Regions from separate parts of the Homo sapiens genome. Here region 2 is linked to region 1. The links are chromatin contacts, found by Hi-C in ENCODE. All regions are on one chromosome and are shown on one strand. Each heading gives the region's core, a stretch centred on a gene start or an enhancer-like site at or near the end of the contact. The rest is flanking DNA. Distances are from core to core; before and after follow the strand shown. Region 1 holds the start of RHEB (Ras homolog, mTORC1 binding). Region 2 holds the start of ZNF425 (zinc finger protein 425).

Evidence for each region. Hi-C counts contacts between places; a loop is a spot of excess contacts on that map. Pooled maps may share reads with other maps.
Region 2: a map of naive thymus-derived CD4-positive, alpha-beta T cell shows a loop between it and region 1 (36-fold over the local background). The contact joins the promoter of ZNF425 here to the promoter of RHEB in region 1. A Hi-C loop is called at or near these places in 1 of 168 maps with a recorded cell type or tissue (naive thymus-derived CD4-positive, alpha-beta T cell), 1 of 37 single-sample maps with no recorded cell type and 7 of 50 pooled maps.

The regions. Positions count from the first base shown.
Region 1 is chr7:151,518,209-151,523,984 of GRCh38, forward strand. It overlaps RHEB (Ras homolog, mTORC1 binding), which reads right to left and starts at 1,687. Exons shown (of 8, transcript NM_005614.4): 1 at 1,252-1,687. The coding sequence starts at 1,303. RefSeq lists silencers at 898-1,007, 938-1,367, 1,078-1,197, 1,368-1,527, 1,698-2,047 and 1 more.
Region 2 is chr7:149,125,032-149,131,064 of GRCh38, forward strand. ZNF425 (zinc finger protein 425) reads right to left here and starts at 1,293. Exons shown (of 4, transcript NM_001001661.3): 1 at 1,165-1,293. The coding sequence starts at 1,182. It also overlaps the pseudogene RN7SL521P and a transcript of ZNF398 not described here. RefSeq lists enhancers at 1-208, 456-1,007, 1,008-1,559, 2,223-2,272 and silencers at 718-891, 1,623-2,062.

The DNA of each region.
Region 1 (5,776 bases), core at 437-2,936:
ATTTCCCCCCGGCTCTCGACGGAGAGGTGGTAAAAGGATGAGTAAGCATGCAGTGGCTGATCTTGGTCAAAGAGCACAGACCCTGGCACAGGCGGTGGAAAGCGCAGTTGGGGAGTGCATCCAGTGAGCGGCAGGCAGGTACAAGCTTCCCATGACAGATAGTCACCCCGTTCCGCAATCACGGGAGCCTCGGAACCCTCGCTTTCACCTCCCCATCCCCTCAACTGTGGCCCGGTGCACGCCTTCTATAGACAGTTACTTCAAAACAGCCCGAAAAGATGAACTAATTTCTCCAGGCTTCCGGATGTCGGGAGACAATACAGCCTCACCCTGAAGCGTGTCTAAGTTCAATCGCTCTGGTTTCACACAGGCCAGAAAACCGCTCGTTCTGTAACACCCCGTCCGCCCCCCAACCCGACCCTAAGCCACCTTATTCAGCAATAAGGCGACTGCTAGGAACTGTTTCAAATGTATGTCAACCTTTTGGGGGAAGAAAAAGAAAACAAAAAGACTTTGGAATTACTTCAACAGCCTGGTTGCAAGTACCTGACCTTATTCCTTCCCGAACAAAAATAGGGCACCGAGAGATCAGACATTCCTTTTTCTCTGTCTTCCTACCCAGGCCGCCAGCAGCATCTCGAGGGCCTCCAGAGGGACCTCTTTTGGGGGATCGCCTAGGTTTCCTATGCAGAAAACTTGCGTTCAGTGCCCAAACGTCCTCTAAATCCCTAGTTTTCTTTACAAGGGTAAACTTCACCACAGATGGAATGAAGCCGAGGCGCTGCTTCCTTTGTTAAAATCCCACGGACTTTCTTTTCCTTACATCGGGGGCGGGGTGGGGGAGACCGCCAGCCCCGGTCACGCGCGCCCGCGGCGAAGGCGGGGAGGCAGGTGTGACTCCCTCGCGGCAGCCTCTAGCGCGGCTCCCCGGCGCCGCCTCACTTCCCCAGACGAGACCCGGACTCCTCGGCGGCCGACGGCCCCCGCCCCGCGCCTCCCACGCCCTCCGCCCGGCCGCCACCTGCCCGCCCGGCCCGCGGAGGGCGCCCAGCTACCGCGGCTCCTCCACCGGCGCGGACGCCGCCCCGACCGCCACCACCTCCGCTCAGAATGGTGGTTACGAAACGCGCGGCCCCCGCCCGCCCCGCCACATGGCCGCGCCGGCTCCAAACTTCGCAGGCCCGGCCGCGACCCGGCTCCCAGGCGAGGCCCCGGCGGCGCGAGGAGGCCGCGCGGCCACCGGCCACTCACCCACAGACCGGTAGCCCAGGATCGCGATCTTCCGGGACTTGGACTGCGGCATCTTGGCGGCCTCCTCAGCCCCGGCCCAACCACATCAACCGCGGCGGCGGTGGCTCCTGCTGCTGTGATCGGCGGCGGCCGCGCCGGGAGAGAGCGGCATACAGAGCAGGGGCGGCGGCGGGCGCGGCTGCCTCTCGCTCGCTAGCTCGCGCGCTCCCAACCGCCCGGAACCGACCGCGCGGCGGCGCCCCTCCCCCCCACAACACGCCCACGTGACCGGCCGGCGTCAGCACCGCCCCTCTTCGCGCCGTGGCCCGCCGCCTCCGCCCCCCGAAATACGCGGGGGGTGCGTCGGGGCGACGTTTTACTTTAAAGGCAAAAAAAGGGGACGCCGCGATGCCCCCAGAAAAGTCACGACTGAAACTCGCTGCGTCATGACCCTCCCACCTTCTTCCGCCGCTTTTTAATTACGCCATTCTCCCCGAGCGCCGATTGGACAGCTCCTGCACAGCCGCGCGATGACGTGTCGGAAACTCCATCTCCCATTGGGGGAAACAAGGAGGCGGGGAGGGGGGGGCGGGGCTGCCCGCCCGGGAGCTAAAAATACACCTCGCTGCTACCGCGCTGTTGGGCGCCGGCTAGGTTTGAAGGCTTCAAACTTCCAACCGGTTAGGGGCGGGCGGGAGAGGCGGAGAGACAAACGGTGGCTCCCTGGTGATTGGCCAGAACGGAGCGCAGGGCGGGGCAATAGGTGGGAGGTGCGGTGATTGGCGAAACGCTAAGCGGTTGGCGGGTTCGCGCCCGCTGAGCCCGTGAAGGGCGCGAGGCGCGTGGCCTGGGCGGGTGGGCTGGCTCCTCCCTCGGGGTTTTTTGAAAATTCTCCTTGAGCTGCGTTAGCGTTCGTGTCTGGGTTTGAGGATGTAGTGGTGACTAAGCGTCACCGACGGCCGAAGGACTGTGGGAAGCATGGAGTCTGCGTTAATTCAAAGTGTTAGGAATTTCATTAAAAACAGGGCGAGCCTCGTCAGTTCTGGTGTCCGCTTCGCTTCGCGCGGAGCTCGGCGCACCTCCTGGAACAGCGCCGGGGCGGGAAGCCGGTTCTCCGCCAGCACCGGGGCGGCTGGTGCGGCGGGCAGGCCCGAGCCGGGTGCCAGGAACGCCTCGGGCCGCGGTGTGGACGGGCGGAGACCGTGGTGTGGGCACAGCCTTCCCAGGGGTGCAGTGCAGAGGGGCGCGGGAAGGGAAGCCCGGCCGGGAACGCAGGTGCCGTTGAGGGACCAGCCTGCAGGCAGGCCCGGCGTGGTGGCTGCTGGAGGGCTTGGCACTTGCCGAGTTAGCAGAGACTCCGCCGCGCCGGGGAACCCGCCCCTATTCTGCCCAGGCTGTTTGGCAGTGGGGACCTGCAGAGGCCGGGCATGGCCCTTCGCCCTTTGCCAGTGATCGGTGGGGAGGAATGAAGCCAGGGGAAGCTGAGTGGCAGGCCTTGTATTCCAGCGTAGGAAGGTTTAGAGGTGACTGGAGTCGACTTGGAACACCCAACCCAAGAGCGACTCCCTCCAGCTTTCCCACGGAAGCACTCCGATGAGGGGCTGGGGTGTGCATTCTTGTCCTCGGGGATCTACAGATGGAAGCCCCAGGCAGCCAGCCAGAAGTGATCAATGTCTGGAAGTTCTATGTTTCCATGAAATGTTGAGGTTTACGCTATAGTTATTTTAAGTATTTTAAAATAAAGGTCTTAAAATGCACTCTCCTGTAAAATGTGTCGTTTTTATCCTGTGGATTCGGATACCCTCACCACGGTGTTTTTGAACAGATGCTACTAAATTCCTTGCATTATAAAATCAGTTTAGTTTTACCTTTTTTTAAAAAAAATAGAACAGAATAGAAAACTGCGTTATGCATAGTAAGGGTAAGTATGTGTCCTCATTAGTACAGTGGTGAGTTAAAAAAATGAGTAAGGGTAAGTTTGTGTAAGTGCACGTGTAGATATATATGTTTATAGATATGCTATATATGTATTATTGCATGTTGGGATTTACTGTAGTTTCTTTCTTTTTTTTTTTTGAGACGGAGTCTCTCTCTGTCGCCCAGGCTGGAGTGCAGTGGCGCAATCTCGGCTCACTGCAAGCTCCGCCTTCCGGGTTCGCGCCATTCTCCTGCCTCAGCCTCCCGAGTAGCTGGGACCACAGGCGCCCGCCACGACGCCTGGCTAATTTTTGTATTTTTAGTAGAGATAGGGTTTCACCATACTGGCCAGGATGGTCTCGACCTCTCGACCTCATGACCCGCCCGCCTCGGCCTCCCAAAGTGCTGGGATTACAGGCGTGAGCCACCGTGCCCGGCCTCATTGTAAAGTTTCTTACAGTGGGTTGCTTCAAAAAGTTTGAAAGCACTGCCCTAGCCTGAGAATATTGGTAATCCAGATGTGAAGCACAGTTGTAAAGGACAAATTCATTCAAAAAGTTTTCCAGGCTGGGCGCGGTGGTTCACACCTGTAATCCCAGCACTTTGGGAGGTCGAGGCAGGCGGATCACGAGGTCAGGAGTTCCAGACCAGCCTGGCCAACATGGTGAAACCCCGTCTTTACTAAAAATACAAAAATTAGCCAGGCGTGGTGGCACATGCCTGTAATCCTAGCTACTCAGGAGGCTGAGGCAGGAGAATTGCTTGAAACTGGAAGGCGAGGTTGCAGTGAACTCAGATAGCGCCACTGCACTCCAGCCTGGGCAAAACAGTGAGACTCTGTCTCAAAAAAAAAAAAAAAAAAGTTTTCCAGTTGCTGTCTTCAAGCCCTTTAATGTAGGATCCAAAGGTTTAGAAGATTCCTTTATTCTAGAGTGGGGAGAATTTGTTTGGTTTGAAAAGTGACTTAGCCAGCCTGGGGAACATGGAGAAAAGCTGTTTCTACAAAGAAATACAAAAAAAAAGCCGGGCGTGGTGGAACCTGCCTGTAGTCCCAGCTACGTGGAGGGCTGAGGTGGGAGGATCACTTGACCCCAGGAGGTCGAGGCCGCAGTGAGCTGAGATGGTGCCACTGCACTTCAGCCTGGGTGACAAAGTGAGACCTTGTCTTAAAAAAAAAAAAAAAAAAAGAAATGGCTCAGATTACCTAAAATAGTAGGGACTCATTGTCTGAATTCACATGGAAATACCTGACTGCAACCAGACAGCAACAGTGTTGGAAGAAATGGACTTGCTTTTGTATTCAAAGTAGCTCCCTTATTGGTGGCTAACTCAGTCACCTTTGACTTTGCAGCAGCTGGAAGGTCTGCTGCCACCAGTCAGCTTCTCCTCAGCAGGTCCTGCTTGTTCGGGAGTGCTCGAGTCCTCAGCCTGCTGCCTTCTCTCTGTGTGTACTTCCACTTCTGTTCCCTTTCCCTGCGAACTAAGAACTATGTGTCTTCTGTTAAGTTCCCAGAGAGAGAACATCATCGGTTCTGTTAATTCCCATCATCCCTTGAGTGAGGAGCTCATGCTAAGCATGTAGATTGTCCAGAGGGGTCTCTGCTGACCTACACCTCTGACGGCTGGTGGTTATGGAAGTTCTTTGAAATTTGGACATCTGATATTATGGGGTTTGTATTAACTTTCCATGAGCACTTCCAAGCCCAGTATCTGATTTCTAGTTCCAACATATTTGTTTTAAGTACCAGAGATAACATACAAAACCTTTTCCCCCTACCACTGGGTTACACCAAGGTCAGAGTAAAAAACCACTGCTGTGATTGTTTTTACCAAAAGGACATTCTTTTATGTGGAAAAGGGTGACCCCAATGAAAGTAGACATTAAGGAGTTTTGTGGTTTGGTTTGGTTTTTAAAAATATTTGATGAGGGAAGAATGGAGAAGAACCAGAATCCTCTTGATCTTGGCATAAGCCAAATCAGACTGAACTGTTATGTCTCACACTGGTGTCATTCCAAATCAAACAATGCATGCAAAGGTTATTCTATTATGTGGTCATCTTATTGGAGTCAAAGGGGCAGGTCCTTTGTGGATGGAAGAGGGGTTTCCTTGGTGGGGAGTTGACTGTCCTGTCCGCAGCGTTGTAGGATGAAAGCCATCCTGGGAAAGGTGAATTCCCTGAATTTCACTGGGAGGAAGGTAAATCCTGCCCTCTCTGACATACGGGATCAGTTTGGTCTGAACTCTGAGGTATGGAGTTGCATGGAGTCCTCCCAGAAGAGGGAATGTGGAGTAAGCCAGCCCTAAGGCCATGCAGGTAGGGCATGTTTGAGAGAGGGCTGGCTCAGCAAAGAACTCTGAGGACAGGTCTGGGGTTATACAGTAGTTGTAAATTGTTCTCAACTGTTCTCAATTGTTACAGGTTGAATTTGTCCCCCGCCAAAAGATATGTTGAAGTCCTACCCTTTCAGAATGTGACCTTATTTGGAAATAGGCCATTGCAGATGTAATTAGTTGAGATGAGATCATATTGGAGTAGGGTAGGCCAATCCAGTATGACTAGTATCTTCATAAGAAGAGACACAGACATGCAAGAGATGGTCAACGTGAAGACCAAGGTGGAGACTGGA
Region 2 (6,033 bases), core at 43-2,542, 2.4 Mb before region 1:
CAGAACAGAGAGGAATATTCCAGGAGATTCCCAATCACTTAAAGAGGAGAGAAAAAAAGAAAGCCTGGCTGTAGAAACAAAGCTTGGAGAAATCAGAAAAGAATCTGTACCTGCCAAAGGAGGGTGGGGAAAAGGAGTGGGAAGCAAAAGGGAAGAATCAAATGCAAATAAGGAGCATTACATTCCTAAGATTATAAAATTTCATTGGGGGCACAAGAAAAACTTGCACACTTAAGCAAGTTATACTTAACTGAATGTAACAGGGTTTCTTGGATTAAGCCTCAGGATACGCCTTTCAAACTCTAAAACCGGTGCTCAAATTTTCAATACTACATTACAATACTACAGCATTTACGGTAAATTCGATTTACGCTAACCACCCAATTCATTTTAAGTTTTCTGTCCTTTCCTAGAGGGAGCGGTCTCCAATTTCTCTCAGTTCCAGCTTTCCTTCTCCTTTTTCTCATCTGCTTAACACTGATGTGCTTCTCTGAAACTACCTTCAGCAGGAGAGCACGGGCCCCAGAGAGACCCCGAGGTTCAGAGCCCCGACACTGAAGGCAGGGACAGCGTTGTTGATCTGAGCCTACAACAGGCCGAGAAACAGATCTTTCCCACCCGGATTCTTTCTCCCAAACCAACTTTTATTTATGTATTAAACAGACGGGGTCTGGCTGTTGCCCAGGCTGGAGGGCAGTGGCTATTCACAGGCGCGATCCCACTAACGATCAGCACTGGGGTTTTGCCCTGCTCGGTTTCCGAGCTGGGCCGGTTCCCCCTCCCTGGGGAACCTGGTGGTCCCCGCTCCCGAGAGGTCACCACACAGATGCAGAACTCAGAGGCACCGCGCGACGGACCTAGCGCATATACAGCGCAGAGCTCCCGGGCTCAAGCGCTGCTCCCGCCTCAGCCTTCCGAGTGGCCGGGGCCACAGACGCGCGCGGCCAAGCCCGGCCAGACCAGCTTTTCCCCAGGTCAATTCCAGAACAGCACACGCAGCAAGACTGCACCTTCTCCAGCCCAGCCCGGAGCTCAGTCCGTGGGCCACTGCCAACCCCCAGGCCCAGGCCCCGGCCGCCCCACTCCCTGGACGCGGACCCCAATCCAGCTGCGACAGGGACCCGAGTTTCGACAGAGCCTGCATCCTCCACCGGCCCTTCTTACCGAAGCCGGCTCGGCCATGGCGGTTCCGCACGAACCGGCCCTGCCTGGCACGGCCTCCCCTCCGCTCCGCCCCAACCCAACTCCCAGGTACAGCCCTGCTGGCCCCCAAAGGCAGAGCCGGCCGGGCGCGGTGCATGCTGGGACTCGGCGCTCGGAAGCGGAAGCCGCTCCGCCCCATAGCGCCCCCTGCGGGCGGGAGGAGCGGCGCCGCCAGAGGGAGTCGGTCCTCAGAGGAGGGGCCCGGGCACCCTCCGTGCGGGCCGCAGCACGCCGGTCTTTGAGGGACCCTTGGACTCCCGGATCTGCATGCGAGGGATGCGGTCGAAGACGAGATGAGGGAGCTGACGGGAGGGGAAACGGAGGGGCAGGTGAACATGGAGAGAGCAGGAACAGGGAGAGAGTAGGGACAGCGACTGGGAGACGCGCTCCACAGAAACCCGGACTGAGAGGCAGCGAGAGGGTGAGAGTCCGGTGCTGTTCCTTCCAAAGCTGCCCCCAAGTCAGGGATGAGCTCGAGGGTTTCGTTTGTGAGGGGGTCCCGGGAATCCAGCGAGGCCGGGTAGGTGGTGGGGGGCGCGCGGTGGCCCGGGGTGTCCGTCCCGCCGGGGGCGCGGAGGCCGTGTGGGCCCCGGGCATGTCCCGTCGGGGACGCGGAGGAGGGGTCCGCCCACCACGTCCGGTCCCCGTGGGTGCAGCGCCCTTCTGGGCTCCCCGAGCGTCCACACTCCCTCCTTGGCAGAGAAAGGCCTCGGGCAGAGACCCCATGCGGAAGCCACCCCGGCCTCGGGGCCGCCTGCGGGGACTCAGGGTCGCCCAGGGATGCGGGCCGGGCACCCCTAGCCCCCGGCGGGAGACTGTGACAGAGCGGGAGAAGACGGAGGAGGCCATGACACAGGGCGTGAGAAACACGAAGACGCAAAAACGGGAGAGGTGGGAAGACGCAGAAGGGGAAACCAGGGAGAGACAGAAAGGAGAGAGAGGGCAAGGAAGGGGGTGGCGACTGTCCCCAGAAAATCAACCTCGCATTCTGTCCTAGTCATGTTTTAGGTGTCAGGCTAAAGTAACAAATGAAAAGTGTGTAGTTAGAAAGGATGTCCATGAGAAAGTAGTCCCTGCATAGGCTGAGGAGCGTGTGCACATCTGTATTTGTCCCGGAATCGTGAAATGTAGATGCACCTTACTGATTAAAGGGTTAAAAAAAAAAAACCTTACATTAAAACTAACGTTTCGGATGGGCGCGGTGCCTCACGCCTGTAATCCCAGCACTTTGGGAGGCGGAGGCGGGCGGATCACGAGGTCAGGAGAGCGAGACCATCCTGGCTAACGGCGAAACCCCGTCTCTACTAAAAATACAAAAAAAAAAAAAAAAAAAATAGCCGAGCGTTGTGGCGGGCGCCTGTAGTCCCAGCTCCTAGGGAGGCTGAGTCGGGAGAGTGGCGTGAACCCGGGAGGCGGAGCTTGCAGTGAGCCGAGATCGCGCCACTGCACTCCAGCCTGGGCGACAGAGGGAGACTCCATCTCAAAAAAACCAAAAACAAACAAACAAAAAAACTAACGTTTCTTTGGGTGTAAAGTTCTATGAATTTTCACATATGTATGTATACGTGTAGTAACCACTGTAACCAGGATACGGAAGAGCCCTGTCCCACCCTGAAACTCCTTGTGCTGCCATTCTCTTCTGTGCTTCATTTGCTTTATGGTCACTCCCTCCGACACCTGGATCCTTGGCAAGGACTGATCTGCTCTTGAAACCTAGTTTTCTCTTTTTAGAAATGGTATATAAATGGAATCATACAGTATGATATAACCTTTTGTGACTGGCTCCTCAAAAGCGTAATGCTTTTGTGATTCATCCATGTTTACGAAGAGTCAAACTGTAAAATATTTAGAAGTTTATTCTGAGCCAAATATGAGTGAGGAAGGCCAAGGTACTGTCTGAAGAGGTCCTAAGAACATGTATCCAAGGTGGTTGGGTTACAGCTTGATTTTACACGTTTTGGGAAGACTTAAGACATCAGTCAATACATGTAAAGTGTACACTGGTTCTGTCAGGAAAGGCGGGACAACTCCAAGCGGTGCTTACAGGTCACAGGCGGATTCAGCGATTTTCTGATTGGCAATTGGCTATCTGAAGACCAGGTTCATAGAAAGGAGTGTCTGGGTTAAGATAAGGGGTTGTGGAGACCAAGATTCTTAGGATGTCTCATAGTGACTGTCTTTAGATGGCAAAAATTTCCTATTTAAACCTTTAAAAGGTGCTAGATTCTCTGGCCGGGCGCAGTAGCTCACGTCTGTAATCCCAGCACTTTGGGAGGCTGAGGCAGTAGGATTGCCTGAGCACAGGAGTTGAAGACCAGCCTGGGCAACATGGCGAAACCCCATCTCTACAGAAAATACAAGATTTTGTCAGCACAGTGGCAAAGACGTTAATCTCAGCTATTTGGGAGGCAGAGGTGGGAGGATTACTTGAGCCTGGGAGGCGAAGGTTGCAGTGAGCACAGATTGTGCTGACACTACAGCCTGGGTGAGAGAGGAAGACAGAGGGAGACTCTGTCTCAAAAAAATAAAATAAAATAAAATAAAATTATATATATATATATATTGTTTGTTTGTTGGGTTTTTTCCAGACGTAGTCTTGCTCTGTTGCCTAGGCTGGAGTAGAGTGGTGTGATCTTGGCTCACTGCAACCTCCGCCTCCCAGGTTCAAGCGATTCTCCTGCCTCAGCCTCCCAAGTAGTTGGGATTACAGGTATGTGCCACCACATTGGGCTAATTTTTGTATTCTTAGTAGAGATGGGGTTTCACCATGTTGGCCAGGCTAGTCTTCAACTCTTGACCTCGTGATCCACCTACCTCGGCCTCCCAAAGTGCTGGGATTACAGGCATGAGCCACTGTGCCTGGCCCTATATTTTCATATAAATATATAATATATACTGCAAAGAAGCATATTTGGGGATAAAATATTTTGATTTCCTTCTTTGTCATGCAATGTTATGCCAGAGTCAGGTTGGAAACTAAGCGGTTATATAGGGTTAAATAAAACCCTTCTGGTGAGATTTTTATAGTTTGTAGGGCATGATTTCCTATGTCCCTTAGTTAGAAATTTGGACAAGAAAGGAAAAAAGGTCACAATTTAGTTGGTATCCATATCATTGTGTGTGAAAACAGTTTATTTTATTTATTTTTTATTGTTATTTTTTTGAGACGGAGTCTTGCTCTGTTGCCCAGGCTAGAGTGCAGTGGCTCGATCTTGGCTCACTGCAACCTCCACCTCCCAGGTTCAAATGATTCTCCTGTTTCAGCCTCCCGAGTAGCTGGGACTACAGGTGCATCCCACCACACCCAGGTAATTTTTATATTTCTAGTAGACACAGGGTTTCACCATATTGGTCAGGCTGTTCTCCAACTCCTGACCTCAGGTGATCCACCCACCTCGGCCTCCCAAAGCGCTGGGATTACAGGCATGAGCCACTGCGCCTGGCCTACAACAGTTTTATTTTAATTGCTGATAGTATTCCATGTTATGATATACTGAAGAGTATTTATCCATTGAAGGATATTTGTATTTTTTCCGTTTTATTATTTTTTATACTTATTTGTTTATTTATTTATTTATTTTTTGAGATGGAGTTTTGCTCTTGTTGCCCAGTCTGGAGTGCAATGGAGTAATCTCAGCTCACCGCAACCTCCGCCTCCCAGGTTCAAGCGATTCTCCTGCCTCAGCCTCCCTAGTAACTGGGATTACAGGCATGTGCCACCACGCCTGGCTATTTTGTATTTTTGGTAGAGACGGGGTTTCTCCATGTTGGTCAGGCTGGTCTCGAACTCCCAACCTCAGGTGATCTGCCTGCCTCAGCCTCCCAAAGTACTGAGATTACAGGCATGAGCCACTGCACCCGGCCTATTTATTTATTTTTGAGATGGAGTCTCACTCTGTTGCCCAGGCTGGAGTGCAGTGGCATGATCTCGGCTCACTGCAACCTCCACCTCTGGGGTTCAAGCGACTCCCCCACCTCAGCCTCCTGAGTAGGTGGGATTACAGGTGCACACCACCCCACCTGGCTAATTTTTGTATTTTTAGTAGAGAAGGGGTTTCACCATGTTGGCCAGGCTGGTTTCAAACTCCTAACCTCAAGTGATCCGCCTGCCTTGGCCTCCCAAAGTGCTGGGATGACAGGAATGAGCAACTGTGCCCAGCCTTTTCCAAGTTTTGGAATTCTGAATAGAGCTGCTATAAACATTTGCATACAGGTTTTTGTGTGAAAATAAATTTTTATTTCTTTAAGGTAGATACCCAGGAGTGGGACTGCTGAGTCACGGTAAATATGTATATTTAATTTTACAAGGAACTAGCAAACCATTTTTAAGAGTGACTGTACTATTATGTGTTCCCCTTGTGAACGCATGAGAGTTCAGTTGGCCCACGTTCTTTATTTGGTATTTTTAGCATTTAAAAAAACCGTTAGACATTCTAATCAATGGTGGTGTTGCTGAAACACCAGGGGTTTGGTCTAGGTGCTGCTGTTTGTGGCTCAGAAAGCCAATCATGACAACAACAAGTGTTGCCAACGAAGAAGGCTTTAATTGGGTGTTACTGCTGAGGAGATGGGAGATGGGAGATGGGAGATCAGTCTCAAATCCATCTCCCTGACAGGCTAAAATGAGCGGCTTCTATTGCTGGGAGGAAATGTAACCATATGTGGAAAAACATGAATTGGTTAGGGGTAAGGAAGAGGGTTTGGTCAACAGGAAGCAGGTGGTGGGTTAGGCAATCATGATGGGTGAGGGGTCTGACTTTCATTGTCCAAATTCAGTGATCCTGTGAGTTTCAACTGGTTAATACTATCTGGGAGGCCTGATGGTTGCTT